Linked DNA regions of Mus musculus: region 2 is linked to region 1. Evidence: chromatin loops called from intact Hi-C (ENCODE). Cell type or tissue: left cerebral cortex. All regions are shown on one strand. Each heading gives the region's core, and the rest is flanking DNA. Links, peaks and the distances in the headings are about the cores only.

What was found. Peaks named below come from ENCODE experiments on the same cell type or tissue, not always from the same donor. Only the 100,000 strongest peaks of a DNase experiment are listed, where the experiment ranks them.
Region 2: it touches region 1 in a loop (3-fold over the local background); 4 of 42 quality-filtered maps call a loop at or near these places.

Annotation. Positions count from the first base shown.
Region 1 is chr9:43,336,900-43,342,272 of GRCm38, reverse strand. No RefSeq gene overlaps it. Among named protein-coding and RNA genes, the nearest start is that of Gm36799, 18 kb to the left of the region's middle. In left cerebral cortex, for the core only: a CTCF peak has its summit at 2,534 (motif pointing left); DNase peaks (open chromatin) are centred at 2,182 and 2,528.
Region 2 is chr9:43,716,822-43,722,194 of GRCm38, reverse strand. Gm30015 (a long non-coding RNA gene) reads left to right here. Exons shown (of 4, transcript XR_870681.3): 3 at 3,832-3,901; 4 at 5,171-5,354. Among named protein-coding and RNA genes, the nearest start is that of Gm30015, 19 kb to the left of the region's middle. In left cerebral cortex, for the core only: no CTCF peak of the experiment used is centred there; a DNase peak (open chromatin) is centred at 2,694.

The DNA.
Region 1 (5,373 bases), core at 194-5,193:
GCTTTGGGCAGGAAAAATGAGAAGCCTGGGGTGTGTGGACCCAGGGTCTAAAGGCTTGGGCTGAGACAAGGACATTAGCAGGAAGCATCTAGAGTGGAGATGACATCACACACGCTCAGCAAGAAGGGCTCAAGGAAGGTGGATGGGATCGTATTAGTCTAAGCAGGATAAAATGTGTAAATTAATTACCCCGACCACCCATGCGTGCATGTAGCGGCCAGCCCTGCACTCTGGAAGGAGCTTGGTCTATGTCCCTCCTGCTACCAGACACAGCTCGGGGGACCCGTGGCTACACGCCCATGGGGAAAGGAAGGGCCCAGGCTCAGCCTGGCCACAGTGTGCACAGTCAAGCAACATCAAAGATTAGCAGGCCTTTGCCTACACGGGAAAGTTCAGTTTCCAAACCGTCACCACAAGAACAGTAGTCAGGGAAGGGGAGGACAGGGCCACCCTTGCCCTATTCATTTAGCGCCTGTCCGCCCCTGTAAACAAAGTGCCAGGCACTCTGTGGACCAGCCCTTGCTTCATCCTTACAATTTGGCACAGTATTACTCCCATTCTGCAGACAAGAAAACTGAGGATCAGAAAGGAAACAAACAACGTATCCTTTTCTTTTGCAACAACATGCAGGCATAAGGGAGGGGTGATCTCTATATAATATCCTCACTAGCCCTTGACAGTTGAGGCAAAGTGTCCCTCACCTGTGTTGGCATGCTTTGCAGCCGGGACCTGCTGCCCTACTTGCCTGTCCTGAACACCAGAGCTTTGCCCACAGCTACTTCCTGCTCAGCATGGGTCTGCTTCCCTGACTGCGTGTCCTTCCATCTCCACAATGAGGCTTCTAGATGACGTCTCTGCAACCATTCTGGTCTATGAGGATCTCTGTTTTGGTGTGTGCTGAATCTCCTCTTAAATGCTCTGCACAGCTTCCGTGGAGACAGCCACTATACCACACCACATCAGCTCACCTCCCCCCCCCCCCCGGAAAAGCTAGACTTAGGTCACCTCCACCTTGCAGGCTCCCGCCCTTCCACCCACCCCCCCCCATACTTACCTCTTGCCATGGCTCCAATAATGTCACCCCTTGGTGCCTGGCGAGGATTGATAACAGTACCCAACCCCCGTGATCCACAGACACACAAGTTACGTGTGTAAAATGCTGTGGAATTTGCATATATCCCACACACATCCTCCTGTACATCTCAAAACTTCCCAATTACCTATATCTGATACTGTGTAAATGCCATGTAAATAAGTGTATTATTTAGAGAATAATGACAAAGGATTAAAAAAAAGTCTCCATGTTCCATACAGCTGCCATTTTTTTCCATAACATTTTTTAATCTGCCTTTCGGTGAATCTGCCAATCTGGAACCTCAGCTGCAGACAGCATGGGGGCATGGCGGGGCAGTGGGCAGGCTACAACGATGAATGAATGGAGTTTTATTCTCTGGTCTTGTGTCTTCCCCCAATCCTGTCACTTCAGTGTGACCCCTGTATCTCTGTCTCAGTTGGGCCCAGGAAATAAACACATCTGGTTGAGCTTGCACCTCTTAGCCATTGTAGACACGGCCCTCACCCCAATGTCATTAGAGTCCTATTGAACACAAGCTCCCCTAGCCAGGCCTCCCACTACCAGATCAGCCTCCTGAAGGTAGGTCATTGTCAATAATGAGGCTTGCGGCCCATCAAGGTCTTCAGGTAGTGATGAGACAACCTTAAAGAAATGCAAGGCTCTACCAAGGACTGACAGCCCACCAGGGAAACAAAACACTGTGGCCGATTGATATTTATGTATTGATGACCATGAGCCTAGCAAAAGGTCTCCCTGCCCCTCCCTGCCCCTCTCTGCCCCCTCCCTACCCTCTTCCTCCCCCTCTCTGCCTCCTTCCCTTCCCTAGAGTCCTATCCATCCTCATGAATCTCAGGGACTCTGGAAATATTTTCATCACCCTAGGGAGAGTTGAGCTCACTTACCCCTGTAGACTCCTCATCTACCGGCCCCCAAGGGACTGGCTCACACCCCCATCTTCTCTCCCTTAGCCTCTTCTGAGCCTCAGCCTTGGCAAGGTGATGGATTCCGAACCAGCAGTTGGCACATTCACCAAGTAATTAGTGTTTATCCTCCTTGTTTATGTGGCTGAACAACAGCTCGTTCTCAAACTTAATAGTCAATACTCAGAAAGACAAAACTGCCTTGGTCACTCTTGGGAGATGGCTTGAAGATGTGATGAGAGAACAGAGATGGGCGGGGGGCTGCAGAAAGGAGCCTGGTATTCCCACAGCCCCACTGCAGAGCCCACAGATATGTGTCATGCACTGGTGGGTCAAGGGACAAGTCCTTCTCTCCTGCTCAGTCCAGGGGTTTACCCTTCACCACAATGCTTCCTAGCCCGGGACAAGAAGATCTGTTTAATGATGAGGGTGTTGGGGGTGCAGCCTGGCCCCCTGCCTCCCCTGCCTCCCCTGCCTAGGCAGATGAGTACTTTTTGTGCCCATTAATGATGGTGAAATGCTGCCACCTGCTGGTCAGTTCTAGAATTCCGGGAGCCTGAGTCCTGTGCCCATCACCAAATGCAGGCTCTAAAAAAGAAAGAGCAAGTGCCCTAGCACAGGCCTGTAGTCCTATCATGTGACATTCAGATTAAGAGTTCAAGGTAATTCTTAGCTACGTAGTGATTTTGAGGCCAGATTGGGCTACAAGAGAGTCTCCAAAAAAATAAAGTGTTCTACCAAACCCATACACTATTGTGGATGCCAAGAAGTGCATGCTGAAAGGAGCCTGATATGGCTGTCTCCTGAGAGGCCCTGCCAGAGCCTTACAAATACAGAGGCAGATGCTCACAGCCAACCATTGGACTGAGTGCGGGATCCCCAAAAGAGGAGTTAGAGAAATGACTGAAAGAGTTGAAGGGGTTTGCAACCCCATAGGAAGAAGAACAGTATCAACCAACCAGACCCCCTGGAGCTCCCAGGGACTAAGCCATCAACAAAGGAGTACACATGGCTCCAGCTGCATATGTTACAGAAGATGGCCTTATCATGCATCAATGGGAGGAGAGGTCTTTGGTCCTATGAAGGCTCGACAGATGCCCCAGTGTAGAGGAACTAAGGGCAGGGAGATGGGAGTGGGTGGATGGGTGGAGGAACACCCTCATAGAAGCAGGGGGAGGGAGGATGGGAGAGGGGGTCTCTGGGAAGAAGGGGAACTGGGAAAGGGGATAACATTTGAAATGTAAATAAAGAAAATACCCAATTAAAAAATAAAGTGTTCTGAAATATGAGAGTGTATAAAAATGGAAGAATATATACTAACAACAGCAACAATGCTGAGAAGGGTAAACTCGAGAGTCTGACCATGTTGTCATCATTGTTCACTGCTGTTGCTTTGATGATTATGATAAAATCACAGTCTCTCAATTATTGATCACTCACCAGAATAATCTTTACAGACTGGGATTCAGAACTCATTGTCATCTCTTAAAAGTTCTTCCAATGATGTACAGATAGGTGGGACAATGTGCCCAAGACCATGGAATTGGTATATGGAACAACCTGGACCCCAGCCCAGGCTGAGTGCTCTGACTATGCCCCCTCACCTGGTTCCTCAAATGCAGAGAATGAAGCCCCAACACATCAGTGCACATCTTCCTAGATCCCCTTTGTGTCTGATGTGTCTTCTCTTTGTGTTTGTGCTTCTCTTCAGGTGACTGTTTCTGAGCCCCCCCCCACCCCCCTCCGCAAGCATGCCCATGTGTGGGAATCAATGTTCTAGGACATAATGGCACTGTTCCTAGGGTCCTGGATGCCCAGAGCAGACCCCAAAGCTTGCAAGGCCCCAGCCTTCTCTTCTGAATGAAAGGGTCTCTTCTGGGTTGAGGCCCTGAGTCAGGTCTAAAGGAAAGAAAGGGCAGTTTTGGGCTGGGGAAAGAGCCCAGGGATGGGAATCGCTGCCCGGATCCCAGCCTAGCCTCCACTCCAGTCCCTGCCGGTGGGCCAGGCACACTTCCCAGTCCCTGCCGGTGGGCCAGGCACACTTCCCAGTCCCATCTGACCCTCTTCGCTGTGACAACTGAGAATAGACCCTAGTAAGGATCCAATGGGGACACTGGGAAAGGCTGGACCCAGAGAGAGTGAATGGCTTGTCCAGTTCCAAAGAGATCACAGGGCCAGGGTGAGAAGTTAGCTCACAGCTGCCCAGCTGGGGCTTCCTGCTGTACCCCAGGATAGCCCACATCTTGTCTGCTAACAGGCACCTGTGTCACCCAGAACCTCCTATAACCCAGACCTTTGCTCTGGGTCCGAGATGAACCCAAAGTGACCAGAGCTCTGCTTCTTCTGTTCTCTCCCTCCCTCTGGGAGAGACACTTCCTGTGTCCTGGGGCTGGCAACCAGTCTCTCAGAGGGAGGTGGCCTGGGAGCTGGGAGAGGAGGTTCTGTGGTTACTTTATAGTCACAGCTGTGGAAATGGTGGCAGTGGGGGGATTGTTGGGGCGGGGGATGTGCTCAGTGACGTTGCCACCTGGGTCCCTTGCCTTACTTCCGTGATGTAGGTGACAGTGGATAGGCAGTGGTCCAGCTGCCCCACCCCCATGACTTTTCCCCTGGAGAACTCTGGCTCCTATCCCATTCCCTCCTTTGCAGTGGAAGTGGGAACAGGAGCCCCCAAGACAGGGAGCTTCTAGGGCTGAGAGCATTGTTCCTAGAGTCTGGACATCTCAGCTCCAAAGCACAGGTTCTAGAAAAGGACAATGGACTTCGTAGCATTAAGTGCCCAACTGCTAGGCACTCCTTGGGGGCTGTTTGTTAGGGAAAACAGCAGCAAGATTGTGGCCTAGGAAGCTTCAGCCAAGTATAGGAAACTCTGTCTTCACTCTCGCAGGTGACTACCAAGGACATCAGAGCAAGACGACAGGTCCTTAGCAGTGCTGAGGGCTCTTCACAGGAGCCTATGACCCCTGCCTCTCTTGAGCCTTTTGAGTTCTCCCCCCTTATCCTTTGTTTCTCCCCCTTTTTCTGGTTCCCAGGGGCCTCTCTTGGGAGGCCTGGCTATTGAGATCTGAAAGCTCCCCTGAACCCATAGGCAGAGGGATGGGGGCGGTGTATTGCTGCTCCAGGGACATGAGCTGAAGCTGATTTAGATTCTTTTCACAGTGTGCAGTGTGTGGTGTGGAGGATGCCCCCCTCCCCGTCAGCATTTTGACAGCCTGGGGTAGGAGGGAGAGAAAGGACCATGAGACCAAAGATGTGAGAGCTTGTCAAGTTTGTACTCTCTCTATCATACCATGCTTCTGTCTGCTTTGATTACCTCTTCCAGGAAGTCCTCCCTGACTGTCCCATAGGCTCCTCTGGGATCCTAGGGATTTGGATGGT
Region 2 (5,373 bases), core at 314-5,313, 380 kb before region 1:
GTTCGAGGCCAGCCTGGTCTACAAAGTGAGTTCCAGGACAGCCGGAGCTATACAGAGAAACCCTGTTTCGAAAAACAAAACAAACAAACAAACAAACAAAAAAGAATTATTCATTTATTTTATGTATATGAGTACACTGTAGCTGTCTTCAGACACACCAGAAGAGGGCATCACAACCCATTACAGATGGTTGTGAGCCACCATGTGGTTGCTGGGAATTGAACTCAGGACCTCTGGAAGAGCAGTCAGTGCTCTTAACCACTGAGCCATCTCTCCAGCCCCTTTTATTTTGTTTTATTTTATTTTTATTTTTTAAATTAAAAAAATTAATTATTTTACTTTAAAAATTTTTTTGCTCTGTTCTTTATCTGCATCTCGATTTGTTATCTATGCAGTTTTTACATGATTACTGAGAGACTGAGTTGGGATGGAGGTCAGTGTAGAGTGTTTCCTTGGCATGCTAGAGGCCCTGGCTTTCCTCTCCAGCATCCTTCCCATGGCAGCACACCTGGCAGATGAACCCAGGACTTTTGTTTGTTTGTTTGATAACTGAATAAATAACACTCGCAGCTAGTACTTACCTAACTTTTGTTTTGCACCATCTGATACTCTAAGCACTTCACAGGTCTCTATCAAATTTAACCTCATGCCACAATATGTGACGGTTTATGGCTATAATCCCTGTACTTGGGAGGCTGAGGCAGGAGGATTGCTGCATGTTTGATGCCAGCCTGCACTACATAGTGAGTTCTAGGCCAGTGTGGAGCGAGGGGCCAGCCTCATCGCTCCTGGCTTGTGTACCTATTCCTCTCAGAAACCTCCCATACAGGGTGTGGCAGACACAAGAAGAAACAAGATCTCTGCTAACTTCCCAGCGTTCCTTCTTCTCTTTCCTGGGACGCTTGCTCAAGGGAAGGACAAGTCCCAGCACAGACCTGCTAGCCTTAGCACTGTGTGGGTCCTGTGGGTCACAGCTGTGGTGGGGAGCAAGGTAGGGGCAGGAGATGGAGGGGACCTGGACCAGTGCAGAGCTGACTGACTCCTGAGAGGGGCAGGGCTTTATCCCACAGAGTCTTTTTTTTTTTTTTCTTTTTTTTTCTGATCTCTGACCCCTCACTTCCATCTCCAGAGTTCACTGTCATCTCCAAGCCAAAGGGAGCCAACCTTGGAAGCTCCCTGCTCTGACCTTTTGCTGGCTGAAGGCCGAATGCTAAGACTGACCTCAAGATGAGGCAGCAGTCTGTATGCTGATCTCTGCTCCAGTGTCAATGCACAGGCCTCTCCAGGAATGAGAGTCTACATTTACAACTTGGTGAGGTGGGACCTAGAACACATGGCTTCTAAGGTCACCTCCAGTTTCAGGCAGGTGGTGTGACTTGGGAAGTCCCTGGGAGTTTTGACCAATTTACTCCTGGGAGAGTGAATTAGAGGCCGAAGAGGAAGTGTTTGCTTTGTAGTTGGTGCAATGCCAGGGGCTTCACATTCTTTATCTCATTATCTCATTTAATCTCCTACAAAAAATATCTATTCATCTTTTAAAAAGAAGGAGGAGGAGAGGAGAGAAGGAGTGGATGAGGAAGGAGAAGAAGAGGAACAAGAGAAGGAGGAGTAGGGGAGAGGGATACAAATATTATTATTTGAATTTAGTCACATGAGGCTGATGGGATCAGGACATGCATTTGGTTTAGTGGTTATTGTACTGGATTGGATGCCATGGCTGTCCCCCAGAACAGAGAGACTTGTCCCAGAGTTGGGGATGGTCATATTAGTGCCTAAGGAGGAAGAAGTCGAGGGGTAAGGAGCACCCTGGGTTGAGTAGTCACTGACAGGGGCTGTGAGTTAGGTCCCCAGTGAAGGAGACTCTGGCTGCAAGTGTCTGACCCTCACAAGTGTCAGAGTACACTGTAGGCTACTGCCTGCAGGGGCAGCCACAGGTTCCTGAGGCACATACCCATGTGGTCCACATGCACAGGCATGCTCTGTCCTCTGCTGTCACAGCCTGCTGTCACAGACACAAACAAGTCTGTTCTTGGCTCACTCTGACAGCAGTTCAACTCTTGGCTTTTTACTTGCTTTTCTTGTTCCTGGTACCACCTACACAGCACAGCCTGTGTGTGTTTGTGTGTGTGTGTGCTCATGAATACATATGTGTATCTGTATGTCCATGTGTGTGATTGTCCATGTATTTGTACACATGCGTGAACACATGTATGTGCATACCTAGTCTGTGTGTATTTTCCTTGGCCTGTGGAATTCTCTGCTAGCCTTTCTTGGGTTCCCACAAATATTTTCATACAGTTTGATAAGCACACACACACACACACACACACACACACACACACACACAACTTCTTGGCTGCTGTTTGCTGGTCTTTCCATCTAGTCCACAGAGTTCTTGGCTCTGGAGAACCTTATCATCTTAAGGGCCTGGGTGTGTTCTCTGTTGTCTCTCTCTCTTGCCTCCTGCCTCCAGATTTCCCAGTGGGCTCAGACTGCTGAGGAGGCTTGTCAGGTCTGGTATTGACCTTGAAATCCCTGTGACTCTTGGGCCACTCTCAAGCCTGACTGCAAGTAGGGCAGGCTCTGTCCCAGAAGTGGCATCCCTAGGAGCAGCTGGACAGGGTATGGCGACGTGGGTGGGGACAGCATGGCTGGAAGGGATTTGTCTGCTTTGGATTCTTTTCTGTGAAATTTTTGTCTCTTTGCCACGATGCTCCATTCATTTCAGCTGATGTCACTGTGGTGTGTGGGAGCGCCTTTGACATCTGTGTAGAGCTGAGGCAGATCCTGACCCAGGCAGCAGGAAACCCTGGTTCTAGTAGTAGAGGAATCCCTGCCTTTTTATTAGATCCTTTAGGCCCTAGAGTTTGGGGCTTGGAACTGAGGGTCCAGAACTATGAAACTTTGAGGGTTGGGGAAATGACTTCCTCTTCCTCTTCCTCTTCCTCTTCCTCTTCCTCTTCCTCTTCCTCTTCTTTGGTTTTTCGAGACAGGGTTTCTCTGTATAGCCCTGGGATTAAGGGTGTGATCCACTGTATTTAGCCGTGAGAAGACTTCTTTTATTCAAATTCGTCTGTCATTCAATTTGCCCTGGTCATTCTGATCAAAACTCTCTCAGTGACTTTCTTGTACACACAGACGTCACACATGTTTATATATTTCCTCCCTTGCATGTAGACAGGGCACTGCCTAGCCCAGCTGGACCCCGGGATGTTTCTGGAGGGGGCTCACCAGTAAGGGACTTACCTGACCTTTCTTGGGGTTGATCGGTTTCCAAACTTCTTCCAGCTTGGACACTCGATGGTGATTAAGTCTTGCTTAGACATGAAGGCAAGCAAACCCACAAAAGCCATGACAATGATGGCAAGGTGAGCCCTGCCCAGTCTCTGCCAGCTACATAGCTACAAGCTCCTGCTTGAGCTTCCTGTAAACACACCTTATTCTGACAAAACAACTCAAACCCACCTACCAACCCTCACCATTCTCCCCTCTCACAAGCTCTTTATCATAGTTTCCTCAGCAGAAGCCTCAGCACCAGGTGCCATATTAGAAATGCAGATTCTTAGGCCAGACATGATAGCGTAAAAGATGGAAAGCTGTGATCCCAGGACTCGGGAGACAGGCAGAAGTTCAAGGCCAGCCAGGACTACGTAGTGAACTGGGGACGGAATGCAGATTTCATGTTCATTACACTAGACTTTCCAGGTTCCGAAGACAAACAGTGAGACTTAAGGGATTTCTTTCAGACCTACTGAGTCAGAATGGTGGGGGTAAGGCCCATTTGAGAGCCAATGGGCTTGGTTGGTACAGTTCTCCGGCTTCTCTTTACAGATGACACCTGACGCCTAGAGAGCAAAGCTCAAGGTTATCATGTGGCATCATGGACAAGCTGCAATGCCAGGTAGCCCACCTGTGATACGGGAGAGGCAAGGCTGGGGTGGGGGTGGGGTTGTCACACACCTCTCTGCTCCCCGAGTCAGTAAGAGAATTCAGCGGTGGGTATGTTTGGAGATGTTTTGCTTCAGTTATGCTGAGGGATACTTCCAGGCCCGGTCATTCAAGGATGGCTGTGCACAAGAGCTCAGTTGGAGTGGAGACTTAGACTGTGACTCCTCATCGAGTCACATATGATACATATGTGTCACATATGATAAGTCTGGCTTCTGGGAAGGGGCACATTTAGGAGAACAGAAGCGTGTTTCAGTACAGTCGGTAAGAGGGTACACTGGGGAACAGCTGGGCACAGGGAGGGACTTAGTCTGAGCACAGTGAAGAGGGGAGTGTTCTTGGGGTACAGTGGTAGTAGAGGCCCTGCTACCAGGCCCACAGAAAAACACGGACTTCTCTCTCATAGAGCCAGGAAACATTTAACATCTCCAGTTAATTAGCCAGTGCCGGCTAGGGATGAGGGAGGAGAGGGTAGCTTGGAGCCAGGAGGCTTTGAAAAGGAAGGCTGCTCCCTGACAAAGCCAAAGCCTGCCTGCAAGGTTTCAAAGGCAGCTTCTGAGCAGCCTCTGCGTTTCATGTTCATTACCCCAGCACTTCCCAGGTTCCAAAGACAAACAGTGGGATTTCGGGGGTTTCTTTCCTTTTTAGAGTCATTACATTCTGAGCCGGGCTTTCACCTGGGGAGGAGGCTCAGCAGCTGAGCAGCTTGCCCTTCCCAATTCCCCAGCCTCTTGGTACCCTGCAAGCTTCCAGCCCCTGCCCTACCTGCTACTCCATAGCTCCACGGGGTTCCTGCCTCCAGGCTGGGTGAACAGATGCCTCTGGCCAGCTGTGAGTGAATGATGTGAGAGAGATACAGTCCTAGTTCTGCTGGATCCCAAGCTCTCTGAGGGCAGGATCCGGCATCCTTCTGCATTTAAATCCCACTGCTTGTTGATGGTCAGCAAATGGGAGCATGGATGGAAGGATGAATGAATGTGCCCATCATCTGCTTCCTGATCATATCCTGCTCTTCCCAGCTCTGGTTTGTATGACCCAAGGAAGCTTCACTCCCCAGACTCTCTTACCTTCTGGCTTCTGGATGAGTCCAGTCAGTTAAAGGCACTGGAAGAAGGTGGGTAGAGAGAGAAGCCTAGATCTTTGTCTCCATGGGGCTGTATTTCTACAGCATCTGCCTCTCCTCCTTGGCTTCTGCCAATAAGCCCCTCCTCTCATATTCCAGTTCTCCCTGGTTGACTACAGTGGCTCCATGTTCTTCCTGGTCATCTCTGTGTTGAGCTCTACTTACAACATTCCCCAGTTCCAGCCCCAGGAAGGAAACAGTTTTCTATGTGGCTAATATGGGCTCCCTACCTCTCTGTCATCAGACAGAATTGAGTCCACCAATTAAATCCATCTGCTTGAAATGCTTTGAGTGGTTTCTGA